Linked DNA regions of Homo sapiens: region 1 is linked to region 2. The links are chromatin loops, found by intact Hi-C in ENCODE. Cell type or tissue: body of pancreas. All regions are shown on one strand.

Region 1 (2,500 bases), 360 kb after region 2:
TGTGGGAGGAGGGATTCTGGGCCCTGACCTAACTCGTAAGCCTTCGTTTTTCAGGCTACCTTTCATGGCCATGACCACTTTTCTAATAGCCCCCAGGCTTAGCCTTGCCTCCTGGGCAGGGCTATGGCTGCCCCTTTTGTTGGAGTGTTGGAGACCCTGCCTCAACTTGTTTCCACCCATCCCTCCAAGCCAGAGCTTAGCCATATAACAAGAGCTCGGTAATGAACCCTCCTGGGTGCAATGCTGGGTGGTGACCCAGAGTCACCTTCTCCATCCCCTTTGCCCTGACAGCCACTCTTTTGGGGCAGGCAGATGAAGAGACTGAGGTTCCAAGAGTGTCTGTCACTTGCCCAATATGGAGAGGTACAACCAGACAGTCCCAAGAGGCCCTGGTACCTTGCCCTGGCTCCCAAGGGAGGAACCAGCTGAGGGTAGCATGTCCTGGCCCCAAAGCTGACTGCTACCATGCTGTCCCATGTCTCTACCCACTGTTCCCAGTGAAGACTGAGGCCCTATCCCCTGCCAGGGGCCAGGCAACAGGGACACCTTTCTTCTTGCTTCTGGGCCAACAGCCACAGCCCTGGGAGGCAGAGCCCAGACATGCCTGGTGACTTCAGGGCTGATGCTCCCTCCTTCCTCCCACCCCGTCGCTCACTCCCCATGTTGTTCCGGATGGAGTGGGGCTGTGCCCTGACAGGCAGCCAGTCCGCTGTCTGGCCATCATCTCCTGTCCCTGAGGAAATTCCCAGAATGCACCCTGGAAGGAACGGAAAAAAGCAGCAAAGAAAGTGAGAAAGAAAAAGCAACAGAGAACAGACAGAAACAACCAAATTTGATGCCAAGAGGCTGAGAAGTGCAGAAGCGGGTGGCAGGGGTCCCCAGGAGGTTGATTTGTCCCTCTCGTGGTGGGGTCACCAGAGCCTGGAGTGGGAGTGAAGCCTTGAGGCTCTGGCCACCTCTCCCTTGCCAACTCCATGCTACCCCCTAGTGGCCTCAGTGTCAGCTGCAGGACCAGGACTGGGGATGTCGGAGGGGACCTGTCCGGGCGGCAGGGAGCCCCACTTATTGCTTTCCTAACGTTCCTCTGCCCCTCTCTCTGTCTGTTTCCCTAGGCCTCTGCGGGAGAAGATGAAGCCGGAAAGGTAAGTGGTTTGGCTGGGGCTCGGGGCTATTCTCGGGCCTGCCAGCCTCTGTCCTAGCATGGGGTTCCCCAGCCACCTTGTCCTGACGCTTGGCTTATTGCAGGAGGAGACCCAAGGGCAGGGGGAAGAGGAGGAGAGAGAAGCAGAGACCCACAGACTGCCACCTGTGAGTGTGCGGGGTCCCAGGGATGGCGAGGAGGCTGGGCCCGAGGGGAGCCCCGCCTTGCCGCCAGGGTTAGGTTGGGGAGGGGGAGAGGCAGGACTGAGGCCAGTCTTGGGGGCAGAACAGGGAGCTGCACCTCCTCAAGACTCTAGGGCCCAGGAAGCATCAGTGGACCTTGGTTTTTGTCCCGGCTTAGCCCTAGGTTTCCATTGACCTTCAACAAATCATTTCACCTTTGTCAGCCTAGCTTTTCTCTGTGTAGAATGAGGGGCAGGAGGTCCAGCAAACATTCAGTCACTCTACAAACATTTACTGAGCACTTACTGTGTGTCAGGTACATCTGTGAGCAAACAAACAGGATTCCTGCACATTAGTGTTTACCTTTTAGTGATTAAAAGTCTGTCATCAGCTGAGACGTTATCTGGGGCCACTTCCTAGTAGCCCCGGGGAACATGTGCCCCTCGCCACTGTCTCCCAGGAGTATTTTTGCCTGTGGGTCCCCTTGCTGCTTCTAACCCACTTCGTACCTTGTGGGCAGCAGAATGGAGCCCCAGGCCTGAGTGTGGCTGGGAGAGAAGGATGAGAGGAGGGAAAACCCAAATCTGTGAGAGTAAATAGAAAAAATAAAATATTTCACGTGCACAGTCAATCAGTCACTGAAGAGAGGTGGCTCTCCTTCAGGGGCTAAGCCTCCCCCACGCACGTGACTCCAGGAAGTCATTTCGTGCTATGGAGTGGAGTTGACCCAAGCCCTGACCCCATGAGCCCCACTCCATGAAGACAGGGATCCTGGGGACTGCGCCCCCTAGGGGTTTATGCTCTCATCTCTTTTCTGGGCCCGCGCGGCAATTTGGGAAACAAGCTGGCAGGGAAGTCCATCCAGGCCCGAGTTACCCGCCGGCAGCCGGAGGCAGAAAGTGTCCCGTGGCTCCTGTTCCCAAGGCAGCAGTCTTCAGACATTTCACTCGGGAATCTCCTGAAAGAATTTCAAAAGTGGCCGGGCGCAGTGGCTAACACCTGTAATCCCAGCACTTTGGGAGGCCGAAGTGGGTAGATCACTTGAGGTCAGAAGTTCGAGGCCAGCCTGACCAACACGGTGAAACCACATCTCTACTAAAAATACAAAATTAGCTGGGCGTGTTGGTGCATGCCTGTAATCTCAGCTACTTGGGAGGCTGAGGCAGGAGAATCGCTT
Region 2 (2,500 bases):
AAACTGAAAGCTGATCTCAAAGAGATATTTGTACACCCATGTTCATAGCAGCATTATTCATAATAGCTAAAATGTAGAAGCAACCCAAATGTCCATCAATGATGAATGGATAAGCAAAACGTGGTGTATATGTATAATGGAATATTATTCAGCCTTAAAAAGGAAAGACATTCCAACACATACTGCAGCCTGAATGAAGCTTGAGGCCATTATACTACGTGATACAAGCCAGTCAGAAAAGGATACCCACTGTATGATTCCACTTATATAAAGTCCCTTAAAATCATAGCAACAGAAAGTAAAATGGTGGATGCCAGGGGCTGGGGAGAGGGAAGAATAAGAAATTACTGTTTAATGGGTACAGGGTTTCAGTTTTAGGAGACAGAGTTCTAGAGACAGACAGATGGTGGGATGGTGGTGACAGCTGCACGACATTGTGAATGTATTTAATACCACTGACCTGGACACTTAAAAATGGTTAAGATGGCAAATGTTGTGTGTATTTTACCACCATATATAAAAAATAGGAAGAAAAAAAAAAAAGGAGGCCTGGTCACAGTGGCTCACACCTGTAATCCCAGCACTTTGGGAAGCCGAGGAAGGCAGAGTGTTTAGCCCAGGAGCTGGAGACAAGGTTTTGTACGAAACCATGTCTGTACAAAAAAATACAAAAATTAGGCAGGCATGGTGGCACACACTTATAGTCGCAGCCACCAGGCCCGATCAGAAAATTTATTCTTTTTTTTTTCTTCTTCTTTTTTGAGACAGTGTTGCTTCGTCACCCAGGCTGGAGTGCAATGGCACCATCTCGGCTCACTGCAACCTCCGACTCCCAAGTTCAAGTGGTTCTCCTGCCTCAGCCTCTCGAGTAGCTGGAATTACAGGCACCCGCCACTACACCCGGTTAATTTTTGTATTTTTAGTAGAGACAGGGTTTCACCATGTTGGCCAGGCTGGTCTTGAACTCCTGACCTCGTGATCCGCCCGCCTCGGACTCCCAAAGTGTTGGGATTATAGGCGTAAGCCACGACACCCACCCCAATTTATTCTTAAGAATACACTCTGCAGGCCGGGCGCGGTGGCTCATGCCTGTAATCCCAGCACTTTGGGAGGCAGAGGCGAGTGGGTGGCCTGAGCTCAGGAATTCGAGACCAGTCTGGGCAACATGGCAAAACCCTGTCTCTACAAAAAATAAAATTAAATTAAAATGAAGAATAAATGTACTAATGCTATCGGAATCCGTATGCCCATTTGCTTTTAGAGAAGATCCTATTCCCCAAGAGTGTGATGTGTTTTACAATTCATGCACGGTGTCTTTATCCCCTCGGTCGAAGATTGTCATATCCTTTAGTGGTCAAGAGGGGGCGCAGCGACTCAACCTAAAGCGTGGAAATCCCAGTGGCCTGTAGATCACAGATGCCGAAATGTGAAAGCCTTGGTCCTGGAATTAGCATTATGGACTTCACCTGGGAGATTGTTAGAGACGCAGAATCTCGATCCTACCCCAGATCTGCCTCAGAATTTGCACGTTAAGAAGATCCCCGGTCGAAGGACAGGCACAGAGGCTCAGGTCTGTAATCCCAGCACTTTGGGAGGCCAAGGCGGGTGGATCAGGAATTCCTGCTGGTCAGGAGTTCGACACACAGCCTGGCCAACATGGTGAAACCTCGTCTCTACTAAAAACACAAAAATTAGCCGGACGTGCTGGTGAGTGCCTGTACTCCCAGATACTTGGGAGGCTGAGGCAGGAGAATGGCTTGAACCCGGGAGGCGGAGGTGGCAGTGAGCCGAGATCACGCCACTGCACTCCAGCCTGGGCGACAGAGTGAGACTTGGTCTCAAAATAAAAAATAAAAATAAAAAAAAGAAGATCCCCGGGGTAATTTATAGACACATTAAAATTTGAGAAGTACTGGTTGAAAGTGTCTAGTCATAGAAAGGGAAGCTTCTTCCTCAAAGGAAAAGAGGGTAGGAAAGGAGCTGGCTAAGGCCTCCCTTGAAGCCCCCAAATGTCCTGTTCCTTCGACCAAGCAACCAACATCAATCAAGATGGAATTGGAGCCACAGGAGAGGGTGTAAAAGCATTTCATTGGTCATAAATGCATAGGCTTGGCCGGGCGCAGTGGTTCACGACTGTAATCTCAGCACTTTGGGAGGCCGAGACAGGCAGATCACTTGTGGTCAGAAGTTCGAGACCAGCCTGGGCAACATGGTGAAACCCCATCTCTACGAAAAATACAAAAATTAGCCAGATGTGGTAGCACGCACTTGTAATACCAGCTACTCAGGAGGCTGAGGCAGGAGAATCACTTGAACCAGGGAAGTGGAGGTTGCAGTGAGCCGAGATGGCACCACTGCACTCCAGCCTGGGGGACAAAGCAAGACTCCGTCTCAAAAAAAAAAAAAAAAGGCATAGGCTTTTTCCATTTCAATAAATGCTTATTGATTGCTTACTGTGTGCTGGGCATCAGGGATACAATTGTGAGCAAAAATCAGACCC

The links. A loop is a pair of places that touch in the nucleus more often than their neighbours do. Peaks named below come from ENCODE experiments on the same cell type or tissue, not always from the same donor. Only the 100,000 strongest peaks of a DNase experiment are listed, where the experiment ranks them.
Region 1: it touches region 2 in a loop (3-fold over the local background); 18 of 110 quality-filtered maps call a loop at or near these places.

Annotation. Positions count from the first base shown.
Region 1 is chr14:74,945,021-74,947,520 of GRCh38, reverse strand. PGF (placental growth factor) reads left to right here. Exons shown (of 7, transcript NM_002632.6): 5 at 1,113-1,142; 6 at 1,246-1,308. LOC107984690 (a long non-coding RNA gene) reads right to left here. Exons shown (of 3, transcript XR_001750826.3): 2 at 1-2,281. Among named protein-coding and RNA genes, the nearest start is that of PGF, 9.3 kb to the left of the region's middle. RefSeq lists a silencer at 1,013-1,062. In body of pancreas, CTCF peaks have their summits at 994 (motif pointing left) and 2,114 (motif pointing left); DNase peaks (open chromatin) are centred at 980 and 2,120.
Region 2 is chr14:75,302,562-75,305,061 of GRCh38, reverse strand. No RefSeq gene overlaps it. Among named protein-coding and RNA genes, the nearest start is that of LINC01220, 9.4 kb to the right of the region's middle. RefSeq lists an enhancer at 674-843. In body of pancreas, a CTCF peak has its summit at 1,364 (motif pointing right); a DNase peak (open chromatin) is centred at 1,381; H3K27ac peaks cover 1,063 bases.